Linked DNA regions of Homo sapiens: region 1 is linked to region 2. A link is a loop called in an ENCODE intact Hi-C map of the cell type or tissue named here. Cell type or tissue: B cell. All regions are shown on one strand. Links, peaks and the distances in the headings refer to the core of each region. The heading gives the core; the rest is flanking DNA. Region 1 has its middle 25 kb from the start of SPTLC2. Region 2 overlaps SPTLC2 (serine palmitoyltransferase long chain base subunit 2).

Region 1 (11,171 bases), core at 1,585-9,584, 48 kb after region 2:
CCCACTCACCCAACTCCCAAGGTCTTATTGGGAAGCTGATGAACACCAGTTTCAGGTGTTGCTATCTATCCAGAGACTACCTTTCCCTGGGCTGGCTCTGACCGATTATTATTTTAGAGAGACAGTTAACAACTGCCTGACCAACATCTGATGGTCTCCTGACACTCCTGGTTGGTGGAGGCCCTCTCCTGCCCCACTCATGTCTGACCAATTACCTACTGTAACAACCATAGATATGAACCAATTGAGAAATAAGACATAGGCTTTAATTACATCTAAAAAAGAGAGAGAAATAAGACAAAAGGGTCAGCATATGCAGAACTAAAGTGCACGGCTGAATTCATGGGCGTGGGACCTGTGTGAGTTGCATAGGGCCCTGCACTTGGTTTAATGCTCTGTTGTTGCCATCTTGAAATTCTTGGTAATTTTTATTTTGCACTGGATTCCACAAATTAAGTGCAGACAAAAATGTCACCTGATAAAATGTCATCTTTATTATGGATATAAGTGGTCTGGGAGAATGTGGCTTGAGTGTGAGGTTAATTTCTGATCTCCAGACTAGACCTTGATGAAGCACACCTAAAAGAAAATTTGAAACCCAACAAGTACATATGCTGCTCTCCCACTTGTCCTGGTAGAAAAGAAATAAGAGACCAGATCCTCCAAGCCAGGACCATTGATAGATCATTCTTATCCAGTGGAGGAACATGTCCCACACCAACCAGGCACCCCACCCCCCTCTCTGGTGAGGAGAAAGACATTGGGCAGAGGTCAAGAGTGATTAAGTGAGCCTGAGAAACATGGAAAGAGGTAATTCTCTTTTTTTTTTTTTTTTTTGAGACAGAGTCTCACAATATCACACAGGTTGGAGTGCAGTGGTACGATCTTGACCCACTGCAACCTCTTCTTCCTGGGTTCAAGCGATTCTCCTGCCTCAGCCTCCCGAGTAGCTGGGATTACAGGCACCCATACCATGCCCAGCTACTTTTTGTATTTTTAATAGAGACGGGGTTTCAGCATTTTGGCCAGGCTGGTCTTGAACTCCTAACCTCAAGTGATCCACCTGCCTCAGCCTCCCAAAGTGCTGAGATTACAGGTGTGAGCCACAGTGCCTGGCTGAGTCATTTCTCTTTAACAGGCATCCTTAGTCAAAGTTCTTTTGGTTACAAGTGACAAATATAAGTAAACTAGCTTAAATGGAACAGGAAGTTTTGGGAAGGTGTGCCAGATACTGTTTTCTATGTATCACCTCTCCCCTCTTTCCCTGCTGATTTTGTTCAAGGACAGGGAGGAAATTCACTGATTTCAGAGAAGCAGATGTCCTGCCAGCCCTATGAATCATAATTGGCCTAAGGTAATCATGGAAACCAAATTTTCCTTTGCCAGGCACTTACTCTTCCAACCTCCCTTGCAGGTAGTGTAGATAAGTGACACAGTTCTATCCAATGAGATAAGGAAGTCTGTGGGGCCTCTGAAAATGAGGGATTTTCCTTTAGCAAAAATTGAGCCCTTTTACTCCTGCTGCTTTCCCAGTGACTTGATGCAATGAATGGAGGACATGATATCTGGAGCCATGGCAGCTATTTTGAGACCATGAGGCAATAAGCAAAATAATGAAGAGTCAACATGCTGAGTGACCAAAAGATGGAAAGAGCCTGAGTCTTTGATGACATAGCTGAGCTGATGAAACCCTGGCTCTACCTAACTCCAGACTCTTTTTCTTTGAGATGGGATCTTGCTCTGTCGCCCAGGCTGGAGTGCAGTGGTGCAATCATGGTGCAATCACAGCTCACTGCAGCCTTGACCTCCTGGGCTCAAGTAATCCTCCTGCCTCAGCCTCCCTTGTAGATGGGACTACAGGTGCCCACCACTGTGCCTGGCTATTATTATTATTATTATTATTATTATTATTATTTTTGTAGAGCCAGGTTCTTTCTATGTTGCCTAGGCTGGTCTTGAACTCCTGGGCTCAAGTAAGCCTCCTGCTTTGGCCTCCCAAAATGCTGGGATTACAGGTGTAAGCCACTGTGCCCAGCCCAGACTTCTTAAGGAAACAACATGTGCTAGTGGTTCAAGTCACTATCATTTAGACTTTCTTACTTGTAGGCAAGTACATCTTAATTCATACAGACTGTAACACATCCATTGTGAGTCTCAAGGGACCCAAGGGCAGCTCCTCCTGAAGATCAGGAGGCAGGAACTAGAAAGCAGTAATACCCCTAAGGAATTCCTCTTTCCTCCAGCCTCATCTCTGCTTCTGGGAATCTGGATCCTTTGCACTTTCTACAGACCAGTTTTCACCAATCCAATATTCACATGGCAAAGCCCTCCCTATCTACATTTCCTGCATCCAAGAAACCAACCAACTCAGGCTGCAGCCAGCTTCTCAAGCCTAATTCTAAAGTCCACAAAAGAGAATATGCTTGACCCAGTTGTGAGTCATGTACACTCTGTCTCAGTTAATGCCATAGGGGCAAATCACACGCCCAAACATAGCTGCCTGGGGCCCACCACTGCAGGGTATGCGTCTGTGTGTAGGAAATTCTCAGAGAAAAGGCATGCATGGTCTAAAAGATAACCCTAAAATGTCTACTATATTTCATGAGGCAGAAAGGAAGGGAGATGAGTCAGGTTAGGAATGCTAGGGAGTGGGTGGGAAGGGGACATTAAGCTTGAGAAGAAGGAACAGACTCTTTTCCTTTTTTGAGGTGGAGTCTTGCTCTGTCATCCAGGCTAGAGTGCAGTGGCATGATCTTGGCTCACTGCAACCTCCACCTCCCTGTCTCAAGCGATCCTCTTGTCTCAGCCTCCCAAGTAGCTGGGATTATAGGCACATGCCACCATGCCTGACTAAATTTTGTATTTTTAGTAGAGAAGGGTTTCATCATGTTGGCCAGGCTGGTCTCGAACTCCTAACTTCAAGTGATCCACCTGCCTTGGCCTCCCAAAGTGCTGGGATTACAGGCGTAATCCTTCTTGCCCCCAGCAAGAAGGAACAGATTCTAACAGCAGGTGGAAAGCCGAGAGAGGTAACAGGTAGGTAGGAGGTAGCTGAGAAATTCCTCAGTTAAGAAGTCAAGATTCTGGAGGGTGTGGTGGCTCAAGCCTATAATCCCACCATTTGGGAGGCCAAGGTGGGCGGATTGCTTTAGTTCAGGAGTTTGAGACCAGTCTGGGCAACATAGTGAGACCCTTCTCTACAATAAATAAAATACAAAAACAGTAGCTGCCTGGCACAGTGGCTCATGCCTGAAATCCCAGCGCTTCAGGAGGCCGAGGCAGGTGGATCACCTGTCAGGAGTTTGAGACCAGCCTGGCCAACATGATGAAACCCGTGTCTACTAAAAATACAAAATTAGCTGGATGTGGTGGTGCACACCTGTAGTCCAAGCTACTCGGGAGGCTGAGACAGGAGAATCACTTGAACCTGGGAGGTGGCAGCTGCAGTGAGCCGACACTCCGCCACTGCACTCCAGCCTGGGCTAGACACAGCCAGACTACATCTCAAAAACAAAACCAAAAACAGTAGCCATAGGCTGGGCACGGTGGCTCACGCCTGTAATCCCAGCACTTTGGGAGACTGAGGTGGGTGGATCGCGTGAGCTCAGGAGCTCGAGACCAGCGTGGGCAACAGTGGAACCCCATCTCTACAAAAAATACAAAAGTTAGCCGGGTGCGGTGGCATATGCCTGTGGTCCCAGCTACTCGGGAAGCTGAGGCAGGAGGATCGCTTGAGCCCGGGAAGCGGAGGTTGCAGTGAGCTGAGATTGCACTGAAACTGCCTTTGCAAAATTATGACTGAGACAGTGAAAGAGATCTAACTTAACCGACTTTATCTTGCTTCTAACCTCCAAGTTGTCCTTGTTCATTCCTGGGCAAACTAACTTTGGGAGAAACTTAGTTTATAGTTTAAACAAAGATGGTAACAGCCTTTCCCAAAGCAGACCTCCTTCTTGCCTGGGGACTAGATTGCCTTTGTAGGAGTAACATTAGCCACAAGATTAGAAATTATGGTTTAGGCCGGGCATGGTGGCCCATGCCTGTAATCCCAGCACTTTGAGAGTCCAAGGTAAGTGGATTACCTGCAGTCAGGAGTTCAAGACCAGCCTGGCCAACATGGTGAAACCCATCTTTACTAATAATACCAAAAAAAAAAAAAAAGTTAGCCGAGAGTGGTGATGCATACCTGTAATCCCAGCTACTCGGGAGGCTGAGGCAGGAGAATCGCCTGAACCCGGGAGTCAGAGTTTGCAGTGAGCTGAGATGGCAACACTGCACTCCAGCCTGGACGACAAGACAAAACTCCATCTCAAAAAAAAAAAAAAAAAAAAAAAGGAAAAGAAAAGAAAATAAATTATGGTTTAGGAGTCATGCAGCTGAAAGCTACAAGAATCTGACCCTCCCTAAACTGCTCCTAAGATCAGTGCTTGAGATATTTTGCAGACCCTGCGCTTGATGGATCAGCTGGCACCACCCAGCTCAATAAACTGGCTCATCTCATCCTGTGGCCCCCCCCATCTAGGAACTGACTCAGCCCGAGAAGACAGCTTCCAGTCTCTATGATTTCTTCCCTGACCAATCAGCACTCCTGGCTCACTGGCTTCCCGCCCCGTCCCCTTCCGCCCCCCACCACCAAGTTATCCTTAAAAACTCTGCTCCCCCAATGCTCCGGGAGACTGATTTGAGTAATAATAAAATTCTGGTCTCCCGCACAGCCGGCTCCGCATGAATTCCTCTTTCTTTATTGCAATTCCCCTGTCTTGATTAATGGGACTCTGTCTAGTCAGCGGGCAAGGTGAACCCCTTGGACAGTTACAGCACCACTGCACTCCAGCCTTAGTGACAGAGTGAGACCCTGTCTGAAAAAGCAAAACAAACTAATAAACAAAACAGTAGCCGGGCGTGGTGGTGTGCGCCTTTGCTCCTACTTGGGAGGTTAAAGTGGGTGGATCCTCTGAGCCCGGGAGTTCTAGGCTGCCAGTGAGCCGAGATCGTGCACCTGCACTCCAGCCTGGGCAACAGAGTGAGGCCCTACCTCATTATAAAAAAAAGAAAAAAAGCTAAAGTCAATCTCCTAAGGCCTTTTCTTGAATTAGGAATGAGGAAGTGGTGAGAAGAGAAATAAGGAAGGAAAGTAGTGGCCCTAGAGAAGAAAAGTTGTCACTGAGGAAACACTGGGTAGGATTAGACCATCCCCCATTCCCTCCTCTCCCCGCCCAAAGACTGAAAATCAGGCCGTCCGGTTATTTTAGGCTGAAGTCCCAAAGAGAACTGTGTTGGTGTGTGTGTGTTCCCGGCAATCGCTGGCAACAACCTTTCTCTCTAGAAAAAGGTCACTGAAACAGATTGGGGTCGGCCTTGATCCTGGTTCCCCACGGGGGTCAGAAAACTGTACTGGAGGCCAGAACGTCGCCCTGAGGATGGCCGGGTTTCCACGGGGCCGACCCTGATAAGGATCGCAGGAGGATGGCAGGGCGGTGAGGGTGGGCACGGAGTCATTCCGAGAAGGGAGAGCGGGAGCCGGGGTCAGCGCGGGGAGAAGGGCGTGATTTCCACCCTCTTTCCCCGCTCCCTCGTGCAGGGAAGAGCCAAGGGCGGGGAGGATGCGCGGGCGAGAGGCTAGCCCAGGAAACTGAAAGATGTGTTTACAGAAAGCGCCGGAAGGAAGTCGGAAGCAAGATAGCGGGGGCTTTGGAGGAATAGCCGGACAATTCTGGGAACCCAGGAGCTGGGGTCTGTCTGGATCCAGCTTTCCCTCCCGTCCTCCCTCTTTCCTCGAGCTCCTGGGTGGTTCAGGCCGCAGCGCTCGGCGCGGGCACCTTCAGCCACTTCTGCGCCTGCGCCGTCTGCTGCAGAACATCCAGTCCTGGCCCCGCTCACCCGAGGCGCTCAACAAACGTTTCCATCATGAATAAGCGAATGAAACTTGGAACTGAAAGGACCCAAGACACAAACAAATGCACTGACGGTCAGGAAGGGGTTGCTCAAGGAGGACAATAACTTTCACACCTATTTCACCTCTGCCCCATGAAATGTTATTGATGGAGGCAGGAAAAACCGTTGAACCCCCGGACTAATTGGCAATTTCCCAAAAGTATTTGTAGGAAGAGTACTTTTTGTTTAAATGGAATGTTAAGGCTGGGAGCGGTGGCTCACGCTTGTAATCGCAGCACTTTGGGAGGCCAAGGCTGGAAGATTGCTGGAGCCCAGAGTTGGAGACCAGCCTGGGCAACAAAGGGAGACCTTATCTCTACAAAAAAAAATTAAAAATTGGCCGTGTGTGATGGTGTGCACCTGTAGTCCCAGCTACTCGGGAGGCTAAGGCAGGAGGATCACTTGAGCCCAGGAACTTGAGGCTGTAGTGAGCTATGATTGTGACACTGCACTCCAGCCTGGGCAACAGAGTGAGACCCTGTCTCAAATAAATAAATAAATAAATAAATAAATAAATAAATAAATAAATGTGTGTGTGTGTGTGTGTGTGTGTGTGTGTGTGTGTGTGTGTGTGTAGGAATGCAATTTTTGGCCAGGTGCAGTGGCTAACACCTGTAATTCCAACGCTTTGGGAGGCCGAGGTGGGCGGATCACCTAAGGTCAGGAGTTTGAGACCAGCCTGGCCAACATGGTGAAACCCCATCTCTACTAAAAATACAAAAATTAGCGGGGCGTGGTGGTGAGTGCCTGTAATCCCAGCTACTCAGGAGGCTGAGGCAGGAGAATCGCTCGAACCCTGGAGGCGGAGGTTGCAGTGAGCCAAGATCACGCCACTGCACTCTGGCCTGGGCAAAAGAGCAAGACTCTGTCTCAAAAAAAAAAAAAAAAAAAAAAAAAGAATAGAATTTTACCTGTAAGTCTAAACAGATAAAAGAGATGAAAAACAATAAAACTACAAAACCAACAGCTTCCCTCTTGTTCCTCCCTTCATCCCATTCTTACTGATGATCTGGTTTTGAAAAACACTCATCTACTGCCACTCCAGAGTTACTGGTAAAGAACTGAGGCCCAGAGAGGCTAAGTAACTTAGTGTCACACAGCAAAGAAGGAAAGAAAGAGGGGAACAAAAAGAAGACAGGAACTTGAGCAAAAGCCAACCGAAAACTATGACCTGCCAGCCAAATCCTGCTTGCTGCCTGTTTTTGTACAGCCTGAGAGCCAAGAATGGTCTTTACACTTTTGAATGGTTAAAGAGAAGTCAAAAGAATAGTAATAGTTCATGAAGTGTGAAAATTATATAAAATTCAAATGTCAGTGTCCAGCAATAAAGTTTCATTGGTACACGACCACATTCATTCATTAATGGCTGTTCCACACTGCAAAGGCAGAGTTGAGTAGTTACAAGAGAAATTATAAGCGGCCTGGAAAACCCAAAATCTTTACTGTCTGGCCCTCTACAGAAAAAGTTTGCTGATTTCTGGTCTGGAGTTCTCAGCAGTTCTTTTGGTTTTAAACGCTGGGGTCTGAGTCGGGTATGTGAGGGGTGAGTGGGGAGAGGAGACAGGACTCCGCAGATACTGGAGTCCTTTGATTAAAGGCCCAAAAACTGGTGGGTGTGGTGGCTCACACTTGTAATCCCAGCGCTTTGGGAGGACGAGGCGGGCGGATCACTTGAGGTCAGGAGTTCAAGACCAGCCTGGCCAAAATGGTGAAACCCCATCTATACTAAAAATACAAAAATTAGCTAGGTGTGGTGGTGCACACTTGTAATCCCAGCTACTTAGGAGGCTGAGGCCGGAGGATCACTTGAACACTGGAGGCAGAGGTTGCAGTGAGCCAAGATCGTGCCACTGCACTCCAACCTGGGCGACAGAGCGAGATTCCGTCTCAAAAACAAAGGCCCAGAAACTAAGGACAAGATCAGGGCCAGCTTTAAGCAGTATAGGAAAAGGGGGGGCCTAATGTAAGGTATTCTGTGGTAATTACAAAATCAAGAACAAGCCAACTTTCTGAGGCTCTCCTATGTTCTAATCACTGTTCTGGGCATGGTAGGGGATTATAAACAAGTTTCTAGGATGCTACACAAGAGCTTACAATGCTGTACAATGCACACACCATAAATTATGAGAACAGTCTGGGAATTACGGTTGACACTGTCAGCTTCTCGCAAGCCCCTGATCTTCCTCCTGTTATATTAGCTAACACTGAACACTTACTCTGTGCCAAGCACTATGCTAAGTATGTTTCAAGCACTATTTCCCCTACGGGCTAGATTTTAGTATTATCCTGATTTTGCAGATGAGGGAACTGAGGCTAGGAAATGGTTGGAGTCAGGATTCAAACTCCAGTCAGCCTACTTTTAGAATGAGTTTCATATGCAGCACACTGTATTACCAGTGACTAGAGCTAGATATATCATAGGACATGTAATGTCTGCAAGAATTATTTAGAGAATCATTCAGGGGTCAACCAGGAAAGGGGAAACCACTTTGAGCACTTGAAACAGAGAATGTTTAATGCAGAGAATTAGTGATAGAAAAGCTGAGAAGGGCCAGGTGCGGTGGCTCATGCCTGTAATCCCAGCACTTTGGGATGCCGAGGCGGAGGATCACTTGAGCCCAGGAGTTCAAGACCAGCCTCGGCAACATAGTGAAACTCCATCTGTACAAAAAATACAAAAATTAGCTGGGCATGGTGATGTGCACTGCGGTTCCAGCTACTCTTGAGGCTGAGGTGGGAGGATCCCTTGAGCCTGAGAGGTCAAGGCTACAGTGAGCCGTGATTGTGCCACTGCACTCCAGCCTGGACAAGAAAGAGAGACTCTGTCTCAAACAAACAAACAAAAAATAAGTTCTCCAGCTCTATAAGTCACACCCATAGCTCAGGCTGTCATTACTCATAGGCTATGTGGATTGTCTACCAAGCACTCACAATGGGTTAAATTACATTTCTAAAATTGGCTGGGTATGGTGGCTCACTCCTGTAATCCCAGCACTTTGGGAGGCCAAGGCGGGCGGATCACCTGGGGTCAGGAGTTTGAGACCAGCCTGGTCAACACGGTGAAACTCCATCTCTACTAAAAATACAAAAATTAGCCAGACGTGGTGGCAGGCACCTGTAATCCCAGCTACTTGGGAGGCTGAGGCAGGAGAATCCCTGGAACCTGGGAGGTGGAGGTTGCAGTGAGCCAAGATCGTGTCATTGCACTCCAGCCTGGGCGACAAGAGCGAGACTCCATCTAAAAAAAAAAAAAAAATTCAAGAAGGCAATGGCAGAGCATTAAATGAAGCGCGCACAGTCCTTCTGAGTGCGGAGCCTGTGTGACTGTATCGGTAACACTCCCGCGAAACTGGCCCTGATAAGAAATTCCTCACATAATTACTTCTGAGAAGTGGCACTGCGGGTTAGGGAAGGGAGAGATAATTTACTTATCACGTATCTCTGGTATGCCTTTTTTGCTATGTACATGTATTACTGCAATAATTTTAAAATATTTCACTCACAGTGGATTTGAGCAGAGATACCCATCTATGTTAAAGAGGTAGAATGGCTTCCAGGTTTGCAGTACTTGACACAGTAGGTGGATCAACGCTATGGACCTACTTCAAGAAAAAAGTTCATTGGAAAGGAGTTGACTGGCAACAAATGCTTAGAAAAGGAGACACCAATAAAGCCAACAGCTTTTTTGATTGACAGCTCTCATCTGAGCTTTGTTTTGGGGGGGATCTGCCCCATAAACACCAGAATTTTGTCCTGAGAATTTAATGATTTTTACAAGCAGAACTTTGTTTTCAAAAATTTACAGAGACTGGCTGGGCGCAGTGGCTCACGCCTGTAATCCCAGTACTTTGGGAGGCTGAGGTGGGCGGATCATCTGAGGTCAGGAGTTCGAGATCAGCCTGGCCAACATGGTGAAACCCCGTCTCTACTAAAAATACAAAAAATAAAATAAAATTAGCTGGATGCAGTGGCACATGCCCGTAGTCCCAGCTACTCGGGAAGGTGAGGCTGGAGAGTCTCTTGAACCCGGGAGGCGGAGGTTGTAGTGAGCTGAGATCGCACCACTGCACTCCAGCCTGGGCGACAGAGCGAGACTCTGTCCCAAAAAAAAAAATTTATAGAGACTGTATATATGTATATGTGTGTATACAGTAGTCCCCCCAATATCTCCCGGGGCTACATTCCAAGACCCCCAGAGGATGCCTCATACTGCTTATGGTACCAAGCTCTATATACGCTATGTTTTTTCCTATACATACATAGCTCTGATAATCTTTAATTTCAAAATTAGATACAGTAAGAGATTAACAATAACTAATAATAAAATAGAACAATTATAACAATATACTATAATGAATGTGATGTGAATGTGGTCTCTCTCCATCTCTCTCTCATCTCTCTGTCAAAATATCTTACTATACTGTACCCTGAGTAACTGAAACCATGGAAAGCAAAACTGTGCAAGGGCGGACTACAATATATGTATGTATGTATATATTATGTATCATATTATATAGAGAATTTTATTAGTATGTAATTATTTTAGAGTTTAAATTTACAACACTTACCTCTCAATCAATGAGAACAATTAGATCATGTTAATGATTAGGGAAAAATGAAACTGGGTTTATTGCAATCTCCTGTCCTGTCAGCTTCAGTATCAGAGTTAATAGTTTTGGTTTGCTTGCATACATCTTGGTCAGGATAGGTTAGGTTATGCCGCTGTAACAATTGGTCCCAACATTTCAGTGCCATGTAACAACAAAGGTTTATTTCTCGCTCATGCCCTGTATCCATCTGGGGCAGCCACAGCTCTGCTACAGGTCGCCCTCCTGCCAGGGCCTGGCTGTCCTTGCTGTGCCAGAGGGAAGAGAGAACCATGTAAAACCACTGCTGGCTCTTAGAGCTCTGGCTCTAACATTAACACACATCGCTCTGCTCACATTTTTTGGCCCAAACAAATCACATGGTCAAAGCCTGATGTCAACAAGCAAGGAAATATGATCCTATTCAAGAAAGGAGACAAGAGGGCTGGGCTGGTAGCTCATGCCTGTAATTCCAGCACTTTGGGAGGCCAAGGCAGGAGGATCACTTGAGGTCAAATGTTCAAGACGAGCCTGGCCAACACAGCAAAACCCCATCCCTACTAAAAATACAAAAATTAGCTGGGCGTGATGGCGCACGCCTGTAGTCCTAACTACTCAGGAGGCTGAGGCAGGAGAATTGCTTGAACTCAG
Region 2 (11,171 bases), core at 1,158-9,157:
CCCACCTGAGGAAGTGTTGAAAATGGAGTCATCACACAGTTAAAATTCATTATAGTTGGACGCAGTGGTGGATGCCTATAATCCCAGGATTTTGGGAGGCCAAGGCAGGTGGATCGCTTGAGCTCAGGAGTTCAAGATCAACCTGGGCAACAAGGCGAAACCCTGTCTCTACAAAAAAAAAAAAACAAAAATTAGCCAGTTGTGGTAGCGTGCGCCTCTAGTCCCAGCTACTCAAGAAGCTGAGGTGGGAGAATCACTGGAGCGTGGGAGGCAAAGGTTGCAGCGAGCTGAGATTGTGCCACTGCACTCAACCCTGGGCAACAGAGCAAGATCCTGTCTCTGAAAAGAAAAAAAAAAAATCTGGCCCAGGCACAGTGGCTCATGCCTATAATCCCAGCACTTTAGGAGGCTGAGGCAGGCGGATCACTTAAGCCCAGAAGTTCAAGATCAGCCTGGGGGCAAAACCCAGTCTCTACAACAAAACACAAAAATTAGCAGGGCATGGTGGTACGTGCCTGTAGTTCCAGCAACTCCGGAGGCTGAGGTGGGAGGATCACCTGAGCACAGGGAGGTCGAGGCTGCAGTGAGCTGAGATTGTGCCACTGCACTTCAGCCTGGGTGACAGAGTAAGACCTTGTCTCAAAAAAAAAAAAAAAAAAAAAAAAAAAAAAAAACACACAAAGAAAGAAAAGAAAAAGGGAAAAGGAAAGCATTATAAATTCTAAAAGTATTTTATAAACCAATAATTCTGTTTTTATCTCTACTTAATGAAGAAAAGTAGGTGAAATACTCAATGAAAGGTTTTCAGACTACAACTTTTAAACCTTTCAACCATGGTTAATTAACGACTTTCCTTACTGTTCATATAGGTCATACCACCGTCTGTCCTTTCCTGTTTTTAATGTTAAAAACAGGAAGCCACTTCCTTGCTGTTTCTATGCTGTCCATGAAAGCGCAGAATGAGATTTCAAGATAAAAAAACACTGGTTTTTCCTACATCTAAAACAGTCATTTGTATGTTTGTGTGTGCATGTGTGTACGTACACACCTACCTCGACTACAAATACTTCAAAATACTTTACATTGTTACTGTTACCACCACTCACAATACCATTCATATCTTAAACTTTTTTTTTTTTTTTTAGAGATAATGGCCAGGCACGGTGGCTCATGCCTGTAATCCCAGTACTTTGGGAGGTCGAGGTGGGCAGATTACCTAAGGTTAGGAGTTCAAGACCAGCCTGGCCAACATGGTGAAACCCTGTCTCTACTAAAAATACAAAAATTAGCCAGGTGTTATGGCAGATGCCTGTAATCCCAGCTACTTGGGAGACTGAGGCAGAAGAATCGCTTAAGCCCGGGAGGCAGAGGTTGCAGTAAGCCAAGATTGCGCCATTGCACTCCATCCTGGGCGACAGAGCGAGAGTCCGTCTCCACACACACACACACACACACACACACAAATACAAAAAATTAGCTGGGCGTGGTGGTGCACGCCTGCAGTCCCAGCTACTCAGGAGGCTGAGGCATGAGAATCACTTGAACCCAGAAGGCAGAGACTGCAGTGAGCTGAGATCATGCGATTGCACTCCAGCCTGGATGATAGAGCAAGACCCTGTCTCAAAAAAAAAAAAAAAAAAGACAAGGTTTCACTCTGTCACCCAGGCTAGAGTGCAGTGGCTCAATCACAGCTCACAGCAGCCTTGAACTCCTAGGTACAAGTGATCCTCCCACCTCAGTCTCCCAAGTAGCTAAGACTATGGGTGTAGGCCACCACACCCAGCTAATTTTTTAATTTTCTTGTTGAGACAGGGTCTTGTTACATTGCTCAGGTTGGTCTCAAACTCCTGCGCTCAAGCTATCTTCCCACCTCAGCCTCCCAAAGTGCTTGAAATTACAGGTGTGAGCTAACACGCCTGGCCTCTGGCCTTGTATCTTAAACATTTACCGAGCGTCTAATATGTGCCAAGCACTCTATAGTACAGAGTAGTAAACAAAAAGGTAATAATCCTTGCCCTCTTGGAATTTGTATTCTGGTGGAAGAGATAAACATATAAAATACAAAGTTTGCTAGTCCAGGCTCAGTGGCTCACGCCTGTAATCCCAGCACTTTGGGAGGCCGAGGTGGGCAGATAGATAAACATGAGCCCAGGAGTTCAAGACCAGCCTGGCCAACATGGCAAAGCCCTGTCTCTACTAAAAACACAAAAATTAGGTGTGGTTGCACATGCCTGTAGTCCCAGCCACTCTGGAGGCTGAGGCAGGAGAATTGCTTGAACCTGGGAGACAGAAGTTGCAGTAAGCCGAGATCGCGCCATTGCACTCCAGCCTGGGCAACAGAGCAAGACACTGTCTCAAGAAAATAAAAATAAATAAAAATAAAAATAAATAAAGTATGTTAGACAGTGACAAATACCAACAGAAACAAAAGCAAAAAGGAAAGGGGGAGACATGCTGCAAATTAGCTGGGGTGCCCTGGGTAGAACAGAGGATAAAATGGAAGTGAGGGAACTAGCCATGGGACTATTTGAAGGAAAAGCTTTCCTGGCATGAAAAACAGGGAAAACAGGTAACAGGGAAACTCTTGCAAACCTAACACTGGCACTAGTCCAAACGGATACAGAGGTAAACCTACTGCCACTAGTCCAAACAGATACAGTGGTAAACCTACTACACAAAGCTTCTTTGAAAGGTTTATTTTGAGTATAGTTTTTTACCAGTGAGAAATCCCTATAGTAAGTAGAGATGACTGCTCCATATGATGAAATATTATTCAGCAATAGGAAGCAATGAAGTACCGATACATGCTACAACATGAACTTCAAATACATTACGCCAAGTGAAAGGAGCCAGACACAGAAGAACATACACTGTATGATCCCATTTACATGAAACATCCATTTATATGAAAAGTCCCGAATAGTAAATCTACAGAGACAGAAAGTAGATTAGTGGCTGCCGAGGGTGGGGAGGGTGGATGAGGAAGGAGTGACTGCTAATGGTTCATGGTTTCTTTTTCAGAAGAGAAAAACATTACAAAATTAAATTGTGGTGCTGGCTGCACAACTCTGTAGATATACTAAAAACCATTGTATCGTACACTTTAAATAGGTAACCTTTATGATATGTCAATTATTTAAAAAGACTACTGCTGTCCTGTGCCCAGCAACTAACACAAAACAATGAAATACAGTGCTCTTTATTTTTTATTCTTCTTATTTTTTTTAGACAATCTCGCTCCATTGTCCAGGGTGGAGTGCAGTGGTGCAATCTTAGCTCACTGCAACTTCCACCTCCCAGGTTCAGATGATTCTGGGGGAGCTAAGTAGTGCTCTTCTGTATGTATGTATGTATGTATGTATGTATGTATGTATGTATTTATTTTTAGACGGAGTTTCTCTCTTGTTGCCCAGGCTGGAGTGCAATGGTGTGATCTTGGCTCACTGCAACCTCCACCTCTCTGGTTCAAGTGATTCTCGTGCCTCAGCCTCCCAAGTAGCAGGGATTACAGGCATGTGCCACCACGCCCCAGATAATTCTTGTATTTTTAGTAGAGACCGGGTTTCACCATGTTGGTCAGGCTGGTCTCAACTCCTGACTTCAGGTGATCCGCCCGCCTTGGCCTCCCAAAGTGCTAGGATTATAGACGTGAGCCGCCGTGCCCAGCCAGTTGTGTTCTTTTTAAATGTAGAATCATACACAGAATTAAAGAAGACAAACCAAACAATCAATCCCCTAGCTTAATGCACCAAAATGACAGGTACCAGAATATTCTTAGTACGCTACTTTTTTTTTTTTATTTTGAGACAGTCTCTATTGCCCAGGCTGGAGTGCTGTGACAAGATCTCAGCTTACTGCAACTTCCGCCTCCCAGGTTCAAGCCATTCTCCTGCCTCAGCCTCCCAAGTAGCTGGGATTACAGGTGCCCACCACCACGCCTGGCTAATTTTTGTATTTTTAGTAGAGATGGGGTTTCATCACGTTGGCCAGGCTGGTCTTGAACTCCTGACCTCAGGTGATCCACCCACCTCGGCCTCCCAAAGTGCTGGGATTATAGGTGTGAGCCATCGCACCCGGCTGTACGCTACTTTTTGAAGGAGGCCAAGAATAAAATCCCTCTGGGAATTCCTAGTAATGTATTTGAATTTCTTTCTTTCTTTTGTATCTTGAAAATAAGCCTATTGGGATATAAACATATAATGTCCCTTCGCCGTATCCTATCCCTCCCATTTTTAATCTACTTATTTTTTGTAACTTTTATTTTAGGTTCAGGGGTACGTGTGCAGGTTGTGCAGGTAAACTCGCATCACAATGGCTTGTTGTACAGATTATTTTGTCACCCAGGTACTAAGCCTAGCACCCAATGGGTTATTTTTTCTAATCCTCTCCCTCTTCCTACCCACCACAAGTGTCATTTTCCTCTTTGTATCCATATGTTCTCATCATTTAGCTCCCACTTATAAGTGAGAACAGGCTAGGCACGGTGGCTCACTCCTGTAATCCCAGCACTTTGGGAGGCCAAGGCAGGCTGAGGTCAGGAGTTTGAGACCAGGCTGGCCAACATGGTGAAACCTTGTATCTACTAAAAATACAAAAAATTAGCTGGGCGTGGTGGTGCATGACTGTAATTCCAGCTACTTGGGAGGCTGAGGCAAGAGAATCACTTGAACCGTGGAGGCGGAGATTGCAGTGAGCCGAGATCACGCCACTGTACTCCAGCCTGGGCGACAGAGTGAGACTCCATCTCAAAAAAAAAAAAAATTAAAAAAATTAAAAAATAAGTGAGAATGTGGTATTTGGTCCTCCCGTTTTTAAATATCTGATCATGAACAAGCTGTGGAGGCAAAATGTTAGTTTAAAATTTTGTCAGTGTGTGGTAACTACCTACCATAATTTACTCCTTACGTTCCTAGCTATTTCCTATCTAAATATTAGAATATTTTTTTCTGAATTAAATTTTTTCATTTTGTAGAGATGAGGTTTCATTATGTTGTGTCAGCTGGTCTCAAACTCCTGGCCTTGAGTGATCCTCCTGCCTCAGCCTAGAACATCTTTATTAATTCAAGCTTTTGCTGTATCTGTCACGTACGTGTTTCTGAACTACTAGCTTCACCTCACATCACAAAGAAATAATCCATAGATTGAGAAAAACAACATTCTCATCCAAAACACCACGAATAACAGAGGATTAAGGGGTAAAGAATTCCAAGAATTTTATGCAATGTATATAAAATAGAACAAACTCATGGTAACTCATCTTTATTGGTATGATCATGTGATTTAGTTGTATTCAAAGCAACATACGGTATTTCCTTACATCAAAGAATTAACACAGTTAAACTGGGCTCTCTTTTATAATGAAATGAGGAAGAAAACCAGGATGTGGTTATGAATACCACTCTCTCAGTGAAATGAGGAAGTAGCAACATTATGTTTGCATTTTATGATCCCAAGCAACCACTTTCCCTCACCTCCTTCCAGTTTAACACTTAATTTGCCTCCCTCTTTCCCCATCTCTAATCCAACATTAGAAAACAAACATGATCTATCACAGGAAAGGAATGACTTTTCCTTTCCCTCTAAAAGCTGAATTTTTGTAAGAAAATGGCAGAAGTTGGCTGTTTTAAATGCTAATGTTATCTACTGGGAATATTCTATTGAAATGAATTTGAATAATTTAATAAAATCCTCTCCATAAACTGCAGAGGCAAATGCTCTCCTCAGCCTCCCATTTCCTTGTATTACTTCCTCCAAGAATTGTTTCCTGATTAACCCTATGCTACTCAGATACTTTTTTTGTTCTATATCTTCATATAATCTAAGTATTATTTACTTGTATAATGGTTTTGCAAAGGCCCATAACTTTCAAATGTTTGTTTCCTCAACAAAATTAGAAACTACTTAAGAATAAAATCTGTGTGTTCTAATTCTTTCACACAAAGGATACACAGGCAGCTCCCAACACTTAAACCACCAATTTACTTTCTGTAAACATGAAACAAGTTCCAAAGATAATGTACTCACAAAGTAATTCAGATACATCTTGTTGGTTTCATTCATTCATCACACTTTGAGCACCAGCTGCACAAGCTGTATGAAAAATCCCCTGATCAAAAACTGCCCTTGGGGTCATGGTGGCTCACTCCTATAATCCCAACACTTTGGGAGGCCAAGGCAGGAGGATCGCTTGAGCACAGGAGTTTGAGACCAGCCTGGGCAACATGGCGAGACGCTGTCTCTATTTAAAAACAAAAACAAAAACAATACTCCTCATTGCCTACCAAACTTCTTACTTTGATTTTCAAAACACAATTTCTCTTCTGTCTACATTCCAGATTCTCCCAAACATTCTTCATGCCTTTGCCTATACTATCCCCTCATCCAGGAATGTGCTGTCTGCACCACAATCAGCACTTCCCTCACCACCAGCAATACACGTCAATTATCAAGTTTCGACTATGCATCTACACTAGGAGAGGTCCCTGCAGATAAAGAGTTTTTAGTTTGAATATTTAAATAAAACTTCAGCTACCATCGGTCATAACTGCCATCAACTCAGTCTAGTAGGAGGATACAGGCCTGTGAACAAGTAACTACAATACTGTACAACCTAGGAAGGGTATGGTAAGCTGTCACTGAGGGCTATACAAAATCAACGTACTGTAGATGCACTCTGAGTGGACATGCTCAGGGGGAGAAGGGGGATCAAAACGTATTAAAAATGTGGGCCAGGCACAGTGGCTCGCATCTGTAATCCCAGCACTTTGGGAGGCCGAGGCAGGTGGATCGTTTGAGGTCAAGGAGTTTGAGAACAGCCTGGCCAACATGGTGAAACCTCGTTTCTACTAAAAATACAAAATTATCTCGGGAGTGGTAGCACATGCCTGTACTCCCTGCTACTTGGGAAGCTGAGGCATGAGAATTGCTTGGACCCGGGAGGCGGAGGTTGCAGTGAGCCGAGATCACACCACTGTACTCCAGCCTGGGTGACTGAGCGAGACTCTTGTCTAAAAAATAATGATAATAAAATAAAAAATGTTAAAAATGTGTTTGGGTTTTAAAAGATAAAAATTACTTAGGGTTACTGGACCAACTTCTGAATGCAGGGCTTTGCATTCAAAAAACTTATTTACCTTCTTTGTGAAATTAACTTGCAGGGCAATGAGTAGGATGGCCAACTTGTGCTGGGGCTCGGATGGAGTACAAGATGGTTGAGATGAGAGAGAAAGGATGCCTAATCTTGAGTTCTCCCAGGAGCCACTTTTGAATCCATGTATCTACTGACTGGTTTTGTCTTCCTAGTAACTGACAATGTTTTCGTGATATACTCTTCCCATTTGCACATGACCACTATCCATTACCTGAATAATTGTTTCTTCTACAATCAATGTTCACTGGCTCGTCTCAGCGTTGACTTTGCTCACCCCACACCTGCCTCTTTTCCTCGGACGCACAGGAACCACAAAAAAACTCTAATGTCTTAAGTCCTTCTCTAATCTGGTACATTTGCCTGGGCTAAAAGACAACCTTTTGCCATGTGGGACATGCCAAGAACACACAGGTTTGTTTTATTTTTAGTAAAATTAGGCATCTTTAACCCTCATTTTATTTATTTATGGAGACTAGGTAACACATATGTAATGTATACAACTCCAGAAGTGAGCTTCAAGTCAATAACAAGTAAAAAAAACAAAAAAACTGGCCAGGCACAGTGGTTCACACCTGTAATCCCAGCACTTTGGGAGGCCGAGGTGGGTGGATCACAAGGTCAGGAGATTGAGACCATCCTGGCTAACACAGTAAAACCCCGTCTCTACTAAAAACACAAAAAAAATTAGCCGGGCACGGTGGCAGGCACCTGTAGTCCCAGATACTGGGGAGGCTGAGGCCAGAGAATGGTGTGAACCCGGGAGGCGGAGCTTGCAGTGAGCCGAGACCGAGCCACTGCACTCCAGCCTGGGCGACAGAGCAAGACTTGTCTCAAAAAAAAAAAAAAAATTAGCCGGGCGTGGTGGCAGGTGCCTGTAGTCCCAGCTACTTGGGAGGCTGAGGCAGAAGAATGGTGTGAACCCAGGAGGCAGAGCTTGCAGTGAGCCGAGATCGCACCACTGCACTCCAGCCTGGGTTGACAAAGCGAGACTCTGTCTCAAAAAATAAACAAACAAACAAACAAACAAAAAACCCTTCAGAGGTACAAAGGAACATGCAGAGAAAAGTGAAGTGAATGAAGAAGCCCTCTTCCCCAGACAACCATGCTCATATGTTTGCCATTCCTAAAACAAGAGTGTTGTTTACCGTAAATAGAATCGGTTGGCCACATTCTGTATTACAGCTTGTTTGTCTGGGGAGAGGAGCTGATGTGTGAATCACCCAACTATGTATAATGTATCTATGAGAAAACACATTATTAATTCCAAAGAATACAACCTTTTCAGAAAATGGTAAACACAACCTGGGATTCAGCATGCTGGTATGAACAGAAAGAGCAAGGCTTTTTCACTTCACAGTCCTCTGTCCACACAGCAGCTCTGACACCTGGCATCTTGGGAAACGTTGTTTAACTTGTGACTTTTTGATTTCTAATCCATAAAACAGGGATAGTGCCGCCCACCTCCTTAGGTTCTTCTTGATTAAACCCATGATGAATGCTTTGATATCTTTAACCTTGTTATTTTTCAGCTTTCTTTGTAGAATGTTTTCATTTAACTGCATCTGGAATAGTTTAATTTTAATGTGTACCCAAATTTCTGAGAAAAAGCTTTTGTGCAAAAATACTAAGATTTCCATAAAAGGCTTCTATTTACAGAATCAAAAACTCTCTAACAGTTACCTTTTGTTCTTCTCTTTCTGTTGCATGGTGACACTTTTCAATTCTCCAATACCTCAAGAAATCTCGAAGATATCCAAAGAGGGTGAGTACGCCATACCCCACATACGTGAGCACAGCAACCAGCATTGGTGTTTCTTCAAAAGCTTCATTAAACGGTCTTTTATATAGTCCTCCATTTTGTGTAACATGATGGATCTAAAAGAGAGGTTAAAAATGTTTATTTCCATCATGGCAAGAAAAACATTCCTACCTAAAATCTAGGTCCTTAGAGATTTGCTGAATTATACCTTAAGAATTTTCTAAGTTCCGCCGGGCGCACTGGCTCACACCTGTAATCCCAGCACTTTGGGAGGCTGAGGCGGGCAGATCACTTGAGGTCAGGAGTTCAAGACCAGCCTGGTCAACATGGTGAAACCTGTCTCTACTAAAAATGCAAATATTAGCCAGGATTGGTGGTGCACACCTCTAATCCCAGCTACTTGGGAGGCTGAGGGAGGAGAGTTGCTTGAATCTGGGAAGTGGAGGCTGCAGTAAGCCAAGATCACGCCACTGCACTCCTGCCTGGGTGACAGAGCAAGACTCCGTGTCAAAAAAAAAAAGGAATTTTCTAAGTTCCAACCTCACTGGAAACAAGAAAAAAAAAAAAAAGAATTTTAGGCCAGGCACGGTGGCTCACGCCTATAATCCCAGCACTTTGGGAGGCCGAGGCGGACGAATCACCTGAGGTTGGGAGTTCAAGCCCAGCCTGATCACATGGAGAAAACCCATCTCTACTAAAAATACAAAACTAGGTGGGTGTGGTGGCGCATGCCTATAATCTCAGCTATTCAGGAGGCTGAGGCAGGAGAATTGCTTGAACCTTGGAGATGGAAGTTGTGGGGAGCCGAGATCAAGCCATTGCACTCCAGCCTGGGAAATAAGAGCGAAACCCCATCTCAAAAAAAAAAAAAAAAAGAATTTTGTAAGCAACAGTCAAATCTAACACTAAGAGATAAGCAGGGCTACTTGTTTTCAATAGAAATAACTTATAAATTATATGCCCTTCAGATGAACAGTAAAAGAAGGGGAGCAAGAAGGACTGCATAAGAACACCACCTAACACTGATTTTTATCATTATTTGATTTTCTTAAATAGATTCTAAAATGCTAGCATAATTTCTTTTGTTCTAATAAAAAAAGCAAAAAATATAAATCAACAAAGAGAAAGCCTGTCCCAAAAAAGTACTATATTGGCCTACAGATGAAGAGATCAAAAGTTCAAAAGTAAATTCAGCTTTATTAGAATGTAAAATATTTGTAAATGTTTTACTACCACACATTCTTAAAGCCACCCAGCCATAGTATTCCAAATAATTATCAGCAGTAGGCCCCTGCAGAAACACGTAGTTCAAATTAACCTTTGTTGGTAGTGATAACACAAGTAAATCATGCAAAAAACTAAGATGTTTATATAAGTGTGGTCCAGGCTGGGTGCAGTGGCGCATGCCTGTAATCCTAGCACTTTGGGAGGCCAAGGTGGGCAGATAACTTGAGCCCAGGAGTTTGAGACCAGCCTGGGCACATGGCAAAATCTTGCCTCTACAAAAACAAAAAACAAAAACACTAGCTGGACATGGTGGCACATGCCTGTAGTCCCAGGTCCTCAGGAGATAGGTGGGAGGATCACCTGAGCCCAGAAGGTCGAGATGGCAGTGAGCCATGATCATGCCACTTCCCTACAGCCTAGGTGATACAGAAAAAAAAAAAAAAAGTGTGGCCCAGCATTATATAAAAGTAAAAAGAAAGTGAAACCCAAAACAAGGGGAAAAATTGTTAGTAACTGACATGAATTTTTCTGTCCCCCTTCATCTTAAGTATTCATTCCCAAACATCGTAAGATTATCCCTTGTTTTAACCTTTGGGATACTTGGATTTTAATACACAAAAACCAAGCTACTTTACTTTTGATCTCATAGATGAAAACTTTTTGCTTCTTGGTCAATTTTAATGGAAATCTTGCTTTATAGAAGATATCTGCTAGACAAGTTTGTGTGTTAACTTTAATCTTAACTTTGGAACAACTGCAGTGAGGATGGTTAAACAAAATTTACCAGGGGCATATCGTCAATTAAGCATTACAAAAGGTCCCAAAGAACTAAAAGATCCTTTCTTGCCCTCTCAGGCAATCTGATCAGAGATACGATATAAACAAATAAAAACAAATTAATAAAATTTACATAACTATACAATCAATTGTTATACATATCCAAGGGGTAAAGATATTTTAGAATATCCTATCCCCGTAATGTTAGTTTTGGAAAGCTGCTTCAGTGTTACAGACTGGAATAGTTCGGAAAGACAC

The links. Hi-C counts contacts between places; a loop is a spot of excess contacts. Peaks named below come from ENCODE experiments on the same cell type or tissue, not always from the same donor. Only the 100,000 strongest peaks of a DNase experiment are listed, where the experiment ranks them.
Region 1: it touches region 2 in a loop (2.3-fold over the local background); 3 of 110 quality-filtered maps call a loop at or near these places.

Annotation. Positions count from the first base shown.
Region 1 is chr14:77,636,421-77,647,591 of GRCh38, forward strand. No RefSeq gene overlaps it. Among named protein-coding and RNA genes, the nearest start is that of SPTLC2, 25 kb to the left of the region's middle. RefSeq lists an enhancer at 5,916-5,995. In B cell, for the core only: no CTCF peak of the experiment used is centred there; DNase peaks (open chromatin) are centred at 5,031 and 5,751; H3K4me3 peaks cover 1,477 bases; H3K27ac peaks cover 1,254 bases.
Region 2 is chr14:77,588,356-77,599,526 of GRCh38, forward strand. It overlaps SPTLC2 (serine palmitoyltransferase long chain base subunit 2), which reads right to left. Exons shown (of 12, transcript NM_004863.4): 2 at 8,831-9,025. Among named protein-coding and RNA genes, the nearest start is that of SPTLC2, 23 kb to the right of the region's middle. In B cell, for the core only: no CTCF peak of the experiment used is centred there; DNase peaks (open chromatin) are centred at 2,896 and 5,376; H3K4me3 peaks cover 1,943 bases; H3K27ac peaks cover 7,839 bases.